2 separate regions of the Mus musculus genome follow, and region 2 is linked to region 1. A link is a loop called in an ENCODE intact Hi-C map of the cell type or tissue named here. Cell type or tissue: gastrocnemius. All regions are shown on one strand.

Region 1 (5,000 bases):
CTGATTAATCCAACACCATTAGCCTATGCCAACTTTGTTTTCTGTTATCTTCTTTTCCAAATTGTAAACACGAAGGGGAGAGTAAATTATCATAGTATTCATCTCATGGAGTTTTATGAGCCTAAAGGTTTTAAAATATTAAATAAAAAGTTAAATATGAGCCGGGCGTGGTGGCGCACGCCTTTAATCCCAGCACTCTGGAGGCAGAGGCAGGTGGATTTCTGAGTTCGAGGCCAGCCTGGTCTACAAAGTGAGTGCCAGGACAGCCAGGGCTACACAGAGAAACCCTGTCTCGAAAAAACCAAAAAAAAAAAAAAGTTAAATATGGCCAAATTATAAAGCCCTATCAAAAACATCCCAATGCCCAGTAAGCGACAACAACCCTGTGTGTTTACACCAGGACACAGTGACCTCTTGGAAAACGGAAAGTCACACATAGCTGAAAAGTGTACTGTTGGTATCATAAATCATACTGGGGCTGGCAGAAGGTTTTATAAAGATTGAGAAGGTTTCTTGGAAATATTTACACCTAAGAAACAGAAAAAGCAAACAGAAAAATTGAGGCTGATCAGAAAGTAAACAACCACCATGTTCTTACACAGGAGCGTAATTACCAACAGCATCCTATACTAAGAACACAAAAATCACCCTGAAAAATTAGAAACAGAACAGAACCCCGGTGGAGCGACAGGAACAGCAATCTACCCACAAAGCTTTTGACCCAAGGATAAGTCCTGTCTACAAGAAATGCAGGGGCTGGGGATGGAGCAGAGGCTGAGGGAATGGCCAACCGACAACCAGCCCAGCTTGAGACCCACCCCATAGATAAGCACCAATCCGAGCTAGAGAAATGGCTCAGCGGTTAAGAACACACTGACTACTGCTCTTCCAAAGGTTCTAGGTTCAAATCCCAGCAACCACATGATGGCTCACAACCATCTGTAATGAGATCTGATGCCCTCTTCTGGAGTGTCAGCTCCAGTGTACTAAGATAAGCACCAATCCCTGACACTATTAATGATACTCTGTTATGCTTGTAGACAGGATTCTAATATAAGTGTCCTCTGAGAGGCTCCACCCACCAACTGACTCACGCAGATGCAGACACCAGCAATGGATGGAACTTGGGGACTCTCATGGAAGAATAGGAAGAAGGATTGCAAGCCCCTAAGGGGATGGAAACTTCACAGGAAGACCAACAGAGTCAACTAACCTGGACCCTTAGGCCTCTCAGAGACTGAACTACCAACCAAAGGACATACACGGGCTGGACCTAGGCCTCCCTGCACATATATAGCAGATGTACAGCTGTGGGTCTTTATGTGGGTCCCGAACAACTGGAGTGGGGACTATCCCAAAGCTGTTGCAAGTACCTGGGATACGTTCTCCTAGCCAGACTGCCTTGTCTGGCCCCAGTGGAAGTGAAGCGCCTAGTCTCGAAGAGACTTGAAGTGCCAGAGTAGGGGAATATCTAGGCAGGCCCCCACCAGCTCAGAGAAGATTGGGGGGTGGGGGGCGGAGGGTTGGGAGGGGGTGTGACCAAGAGGAGGGCAGTGAGCGGGATGTAAAGTGACTAAGTAAAAAGTAAATTTTAAAAAACATGAAGAAAAAGAAAGAAAGAAAGAAAAATTAGAATCCAAATATGACTCTGATCTAAAACACAACACTGAGAAATCTTTGCTTTTCGTGGAGAATCCGGAGATTCTGTAGGTCACAAAACATCGTTGGGGTTTGTAATAAATAAATAAATCTCGACACTCCTAGAGATTAGGAGAGCTAAGTTCAAGGCTTCCCCAGATGTTGGCCTGTTTCAGCCAGCAAAATTTCAAATACCTGTTAATCAGGAAAGCTTTAGCTTTCCATTGAGTCGCTAGATGGCGCTAAACCCGCTTGCGGAGAACCCCCAGGAAGCCGTCAGGGTGGGACAATCAAAGGCTGTCAAACAAGTTTCCTATTTGGTTCTATTTTAAATGTTCCTACTCGGATAAAGACACAGATGAATTAAAAATGCCACGGGTGCACACTTAAACCTAATTGAATGTAATAAGAACAGAACAGAGCTGGATAAGTGACAGGCAGCCCAGCGACTCTGGTCAACCTTTGTCAGGACGAAACCCAATCTCCAAACTCTAGAAGCTCCAGGGACAAAACAGGAAGCAAACACATTGTGGCCTTTCTTGGCAGATAAAGCCCTGACATTTGTAATATTTGTGTAGCGACAATGGGGCCTGGGTAATAAAGGCTCGCGGAGGAGACGGTCTCCAAGCACGGAAATGCAAGAGGATAATAGAGAATTAACTAAAGGGAATACAAAGGCTAAGAACACATGGACTCGCACGGTGTCAGATCATACGGGAGGGAACCGAGGATTTCAGAACAGCAAACCCAGGGGAGCAGAAAGTGAACCTTTGAGCAGAAGCCAGAGAATCTGAGCCGGGAGGAGACTCAGACAGAAACAGACCTGAGCCTGAAGATGAACTACCTTGCCCAAATCCACTCGGGTAATTAGTGGCAGCCACGTGAGGAACCCTCGCTGCGGCTAACTGGTGTCTTTTTTTTTTTTTTTTCCATTAGGCGCGCGTGTCTAGCTGAAAACCTTTCGCAGAGACTCATGAAATGCATGCAGAAGCCGCCCCTTGCCTCCTCTCTCCTCTGCACACACGTGTCCGTGTGCACACACATCCACCATCATAACAATACAGGAAATTGAAGGAAGCCGTTGGAAACCTCGGCGGTGCCTGGTCACTGCTGCCCCAGATAACATATCAAAGGGCAGCCTGGAACCGAGCCCTGCCGCGGGCCTTCACAGAGGAAGCCTGACTCCAGCTGTTGGCCCCTATTTAACACATCTGCCCCATATTCACAAAGAATGCCAGGATACAACCACAAAGGAGTAAAAAGGCTAACCAGTGATCTTTTCCTAAGGAAGAGGACCGAATCCAAGAAGTTTAAAGGGAGGCCTGTTGACCGTGCAGGAAATTTGGTAACTGTGACATCACTGTCTTAGCCAGCCCAGGGAAACAGCCTTTTATGGCAGTCGTTTGAATTAACTCCGCTCAGAGCCCCATTCAATATCGACTGCTCTTAATATTTTGAATTATCATCTAATACATTTTGAAGGGACCTCTCCTAGTAGCTACCCCTACATAATAAGCCTTGGGATAGGACAAGGTGGTGTGGCCTGTTTTGAGTTTCTTACATGAAAATGGAGTGGGTTAGCTATTGCCTCACAGAATATCTCCTTTTCAGTGAGGAAATTAAGAGTCTGTGGTTTATGGCATAGGGGACCCATAAACTAGCTGTTCTCAGCCTGTGGGTCACATATTATATATCCTGTATATCAGATATCTATATTAACATTCATAGCAATAGCAAAATTATGGTTATGGAGTAGCAATAAAAATAATTTTAAGGTTGGGGTCACCACAACATGAGGGACTGTATTAAAAGGGTCACAGCATTAGGAAAGCAAAGGATCATTTCTGTAAGTAAGCCTTAAGCTATTCCCACCCCAATCCCCCCACCCCCACTCCCCTATCCCCCATTTAATGTTCACTTTGTCTCAATGGCAGGGGCTTGGTCTCAAGAGAAGAAGAAAAAAAGAACCTGGTGCCTCATTTGCATTCAGGTCTTTTGAGACACACATACATTACCATCTCAGAACCCACTGTATTCTTAAAAGGTGAAAATTACAAACCAGGCCTAGAGACCCAGCCAGCCCTTGAGGGGACGAGACAGGAGGCTCGAGAGTTCAAGTTGTCTTCTGCTACGTGGAAAGTTCAAAGTCAGCTAGGTCACTTGAGACCTTGTTTCTTTAAACAAAGACAACAAAAATATCTAGACATTTCACAGACATTTCTAAGGTAGATTATTAATAAAGCAGTCCATTGCCTTTTATGGGGAAAGATACATTCCATTCCAAGACCCTAAAGAGTGCTTAAAACTTCAGATAAGGCCGGGCGTGGTGGCGCGCGCCTTTAATCCCAGCACTCGGGAGGCAGAGGCAGGCGGATTTCTGAGTTCGAGGCCAGCCTGGTCTACAAAGTGAGGTCCAGGACAGCCAGGGCTATACAGAGAAACCCTGTCTCGAAAAACCAAAAAAAAAAAAAAAACTTCAGATAATACAATTTTGTGCATTTTTAAATTTTTATTTATTTGTTTATTTATTTTAGTTTTGCAAAACAGAATTTGTTTAACCTGGCTATCTGAAACTTACTCTATAGACCAGACTGGCTTTGAACTCAGAGATCTGCCGGCCTTTGGAGTACTGGGATGGATAAAGGTGTGCGCCACCACAGCCCGACCCTTTTGTTTTTCCTAAGCATACACTTTTGAACTGAAATTAAAGGCTAAAAGTGAGTTTCTTATTTCAGATGTATCAGAGAGAGAGAGAAAAAAAAAACCTACCAAAGTATTGTATTCATAATAAAGTATTGGATCCTAGCCATGAATGACTTAATAACTTTTGGAAAACATTGGTCAAGCTACATATGCTTTTTAAATTAAAATATATTTTACTAAATGTCCCATTAGCTTTTCCTGGGGAGATGTGAACAAATGTCTATTCACCACAGAAAAGGTACCAATGACCAAAAAAACAATTCCATCCAGGTCTAGTGAGGTAAACCAATGGGCTTAATAGAGATGACTTATAAAAATATAGATGAGGGGACCCTCCAGGAGTGGTTCTCAACCTGTGCTTACAACCCCTTTGGGATCACATATTGGCTATGTATATAACAGTTTGTAATAGCAGCAGGATGACAGTTATGAAGTAGCATTGGAAATGTTATGTTTGGGGTCACCACAACACGAGGCACTGTATTAAAGGGCCACAGCGTTGGGAAGGTTGAGAACCACTGTCCTGCAGCATAGATGATACCCGCCAGAGAGAGTTTTTTTCTCCCCATTACTGTTAATTGTCTAGACACCCTCCAGGAGCCATGACTCTCCTATGTCTTGTGCCATCTCCTGTGGGCTTTTGAGCTACCAGTTTTCTC
Region 2 (5,000 bases), 300 kb after region 1:
GCAGCACTATAATAAAATAGAATTAAATAGAGAAAGTGTGAAGAAAAGACAAAGTATGTGGACATATAAAGTGTCACTTTCTGCATGAGCAGGTATATATAGAAACCTGAGAGCTGTATGTTTTTATGTTGAAGTTAGCCCTGTGCAATTTGACTCTGGAAATGCACGGTCGGTGGTTTTGTAGCTTTTTGTGGGCTTTGTATCAGAGTAGAGGACTCAACCTTCTGACAGAGCTTGGCAAAGGTCAGGCTGAGTGAGTCCATTCGAAATTTCTCAAATCTTCTATCAAAACTGGAAGTGCTCTCCTCCTCACCACCCCAATCATCGTCACACACGATGAGCATTAAATAGTCATTTATGCACTCTGTGCCGGGTCCCCTCGTCCAACTCAAAGAAAGCAAAGTGCCTGCAGCATTTTATGGAGTAAATAATTCATCAGAGGATTGGATAACAAAGGGAGGAAAACAGGAGGAAAACTTAGCGGACATCAGCAGCAAAGTATCTTGGAGGGAATAATGATATTCTGCTTGTCAGTGTCTGAAAAACGTTTAAACTACTGCTTTTATTCCTGCCCCAAGACAAAGCACTTAAAGACGGAGGCTTGTCTACAGTCTTGTCATCTTCCAACGGAAAAAGAGTGAGCTCTGCCTTTTACTGTGCATTACAGACCATTTTGCATTAGGCTGAACATTCCTCAACACGCTGGTGATCATTCACTTGTTTTCTTCAATCATAGGGAAAGAGTGGGATACTGCAGGTGAACGGGGCCAAATTCCTAGGATTTGCCACAGACAAGCGTCTTCCTTCCTGTATTTGTTTAAGCCTGTACTTCCTGGAGTACTGGCTCAGCAATGTGTGGAAGCAGGGCTGATGTCTGGAATCAGGGACAGGGTGAAGGCACACCCCTTCCTCGAATCCAGTGCTTCTCAGCCATCCCGGTGCTGTGACCTTTAATACCGTTCCTTATGTTGTGGTGACACTCAACCAAAAAAAAATCATCGTTGTTGCTACTTTATAATAGTAATATTGCTACGGTTATGAATTATAATGTAAATATCTGTGTTTTCAGATGGTCTTGGGTGACCCCCATGAAAGGCTCAGCAACCTTTGATGGGTTGAGAAACACTGCTCTAATCTCTGCCCAGGACTCTTTTCATCAGCTAGTCTTTGAATACTGAGAAAGAAATGGTTAGTGTAGAACACGTGAGATCAGAGTTAGCAATGGTAAGTAATTGAGAATGCAGACACATATGTGGAGCTAGGCAAGAGCTGTTTAATGGATTCACAACTATCAATGTGAGGATGGGGACACCCATTTATTCCATTTTTGATCTTCCTTTAAGATTATGCCACACGGCATCCTTTCGAAGCATTGGATAAGTAACATCCTGCTTGCATCTGTGTAAGTCATGCATGATGAAGCAGGCTCTTTCCAGTCAAGAGTCGATCCTAAAATAGTAAAAGGATCAATCTGGTGAAGGGAACTCTCATTGTGCAAAGCCTTTTCACCTGTTCAATCTTGATGACTGGCCACTTAGCAAGAAGTGTATGTATTAGCAGAATATACATGTTATGGAATAAAGAAGAAAAAAACCCACTGGAAACCATCGGGGGCAAAAGTAGCCGAGGAGCTACACAGAGGTTTCCCACATCTGCACCATGACTTGCTAGTTTTTGGTGTCTTTGAACTAAAGTATTTTTGCTGGGGTAAGTTAGGACAGAAGGATACATCACAGAGTTCCATGACTTGACCAAAAACATCTACTAATTTGCACCTACAGTTTCAAGTCTGGGACAGCATTTTGTTTCTATTTGATATTTTTGTGCCTTTGTGCAGAAACCTGGAGCATTATAAGATGTCTATTGTGCCCCATAAATGAATGACTTGGAATCACACATGAGGGAGGGAGCAATGAATAATCACAAGTCTACATAGCAAATCCAGCCACTGAAAGATGTACACTGTTTACAAAAAGTCTTCCAAAAATGTATAATATGAACAGTTATATGGGCAGATGAAATTTGCCAGACACAAAATATCTATCCACTTCATTGAAAGGAGGACATTTATGTGGTAAGCAGTTTTGTGAAGCACTGAGTCTTCTGAGAGGCCCAACTTTAAAAACAAAGTATGTAAAAATAATAACAAGCGAATATTACATGAGTTCATTATATTTTTCTATGAAATCAGAAGCCCATGAAACAAAAATCACATATTCCTGGAGGTCTTGTCTGTCTGTCCCTTGGTTCGCATTTTTTGTGTAACCCGCACTGTGTGTCATGACGTGTCATGGAATGTTCTCTGTGAAGTTTGTGTCTTACAGTTCTGAGGACTTGCTTCAGTCTGCCCAGGCTTGGCACATCAGAGTGGCAAACTCAACTGGGTCACTCCTAAAGACAAATTCTTAGTAGTTTGGAGAAAGCAAATTTGCCTGACACTGTGACCTTCTGCTATGCATGAAGTGATATAATTTGACCAGAAGATGGCAGCATTTGGAAAGGAAAAAAAATAAACAGGCAACCCATGGGAAGGGATTAAATGTATTAGAATTTCCACAAAAACAGGAATGAAGGGCAGCAACATTATTGTGAACTGTAAGACGCTTAGTTGTACAAAACACAATTTTAACAAGAAGTCAAGAAGGTTCGTTGGTAGGAAGTAGATGCACATACATCTTACAAATATCATTTTCCTGGTTTCGGGACATTTAAGAGCTATGTATTATTCTTAAAGCTATTCTAAGAGCAGCCATCTGATTTTTTGCATTTGTTTTATTTACAACAATACTGAATGTCTCTCACCATCCTGAGAGGGTAACAGAACACTCTTTTATGTGCCTGGGTTTTATAACTTTAATTTAATGTAAAAAAATGCACGGGGTAGCCGATAGGGCTAGTCTTTGCAATACTTCTTCCAAGCATACAGTGGATGGAATTACCCATAGTTCACTGTAAGTTTGTTTCCTCTGTGAAATGCAGAAACAAACTAGGAAAATAATGAAAAAAAATCACAGGCACTGAGGGGAGCAGTAATGAAAAACTGAAATAGTTTTAAGTTGTATGCTTCATGGTTTTAAATACACGCAGTCAAGATTTTCTGACTTCAAGACAATACTTGTTTCATTTATGATCTGTCTGTCTGTCTGTCTGTCTGTCTATTCATTCATTCACTTTACATCCCAATCACAGCAATTACCTTCTGCCAGCCCCCTCCTCACAAGCCCCTCCTCGTATCCCCCCTGCCTTTCACCTCTGCAAAGCAGGGAGGTCCCTCTAATGGAACCCACCTACTCTGTCACCTCAAGTCACCATAGGGCTAAATATATCTCAAAACAATATTTTAATGACAAATACTAGTAAGTATTCTGTAAGAGAATATTATAGTCAATATTCTATTATTTCAACAAGTTTTAGAGAAATGTCCTTTGCTCTAGAGTTTGAACGTACACAGTATCCATGAGGCTGCTGCCAGTGCTGCTGCTGCTAAGACTCTGTCATCTTTACCCATCTGAGCCAGCCTGACCTAATTCTCTCGCCTGCTGCTGACTTGGCCATTAGAGAGTCAGTAAGATACTTAGCATCTGGAGAGCTCCCTGCCACTTCCAGATCTGCACCCAAACTGAACCTGCCGTGAGATACCTTCCTCATCTCTGTGCATGAGATCGCCTGACCAGGATGAAAGGGACTTCACGAGCTCTCCTTAGAGCTGACAGAAATCAGACCCAACAACAGACAGGCAAGCTGGGTGTGCTAATGCACACCTCCAAGGCCAGCTTTTGGGAAGGCGAAACAGGAGACTTTACAAGTTGAAGACCAGCCTGGGGTACATTCTGGGCTGCGGTGCAAGGCTTGCTTAGCATGTGTAAGGCCTTGGGTTTGATCCCTAGTATTGCCCTTCTGTCAGTCTAGGCAAACTGATGAACAATCGGAGTTATTATTCCTGGAGCAATACTATGATCTATTTTAAACCAGCCGTCATACGTTTGTTTTATTGTATCCACATTTGGTATGTGTAACAGGGTCATGTGTAAGTCATTGCACAAACGGCGTTGAAATATTTTGACAGGTCACCTGATAAGTATGTGTTTGGACACTATTTTTAAAGAAACTTCTTTCATATTTTCTCCCTTTTCTGCAATTATAAATCACCATACATCTTTGGGATGTCTGCATTTATTTCTACTTCTGGTTATATACAGTTTTAGGAAGGCCAAAAAGACAGCACCATAACCTTGAGGTTTTAATACCCCTCCCAAGTGTCCATTGATGATAGCATTCCGGGTGCTCATATCACGCTTCAGGATAGATCTGTGTAAAATTAAAATTGTGTCCAAACCTGAAGATGAAAGGTTTAATATGGAAGTGAATTGTAGAGTGGATTAAATCATAGAATTTGAAAACATAGGTAGAGGGAATGAACCCCCCTCAAGGATATAATAGGATCCAAGAATCAGCAATAGGGTCTAGCCGAGGGGTAGAGTACTTGACTACCAGGCAGGTGGGCTTATGTTCAGTCTCTAGTGTAAACAGAACAGTTTGTGACAGAGGAAATTCAATTTTTAGTGTCACTGAATAAAACCTGGTAGTACATAGCTGCATCTGTTTGTTTATTTGGTTGTGTGTGTGTGTGTGTGTGTGTGTGTGTGTGTAGGTGTGTGTGTGCTGGAAATGTAGTTCAGTGATGGGAAGTTCAAGGTAGGGTTCATTTCTCAGTATAGGAAAGAAAAAGAGTAGTTCAGAGGATCTGGGAAAGAATGGCTTTGAAGATAGAGTGAAAATATCAAATCAAAACAAATCTTGCCCTAACAGAACGGAGTTTGTAGGGTACCAGTCCACAGTTCAAGGCTGACGGGAGGAATTTAAGAGGGAAATGATAGACAAGGAAAGCCCAGTGAATGGTGAGTGCCCCTTGCAGTGGAAGGAACACAGGGCCATTTTTGGTCTGAGCCATAGGTGGTAAATGAGCCAAAGGAAGGAAATCTATTGATCCCAGTTGGAGT

What was found. Hi-C counts contacts between places; a loop is a spot of excess contacts. Peaks named below come from ENCODE experiments on the same cell type or tissue, not always from the same donor. Only the 100,000 strongest peaks of a DNase experiment are listed, where the experiment ranks them.
Region 2: it touches region 1 in a loop (13-fold over the local background); 16 of 42 quality-filtered maps call a loop at or near these places.

What each region holds. Positions count from the first base shown.
Region 1 is chr8:36,530,828-36,535,827 of GRCm38, forward strand. No RefSeq gene overlaps it. Among named protein-coding and RNA genes, the nearest start is that of Trmt9b, 75 kb to the left of the region's middle. In gastrocnemius, a CTCF peak has its summit at 1,883 (motif pointing right); a DNase peak (open chromatin) is centred at 1,888; H3K4me3 peaks cover 1,538 bases; H3K27ac peaks cover 1,831 bases.
Region 2 is chr8:36,829,594-36,834,593 of GRCm38, forward strand. The region is part of intron 4 of Dlc1 (deleted in liver cancer 1); the gene reads right to left. Among named protein-coding and RNA genes, the nearest start is that of Dlc1, 120 kb to the right of the region's middle. In gastrocnemius, a CTCF peak has its summit at 2,468 (motif pointing right); a DNase peak (open chromatin) is centred at 2,362; H3K4me3 peaks cover 822 bases; H3K27ac peaks cover 2,783 bases.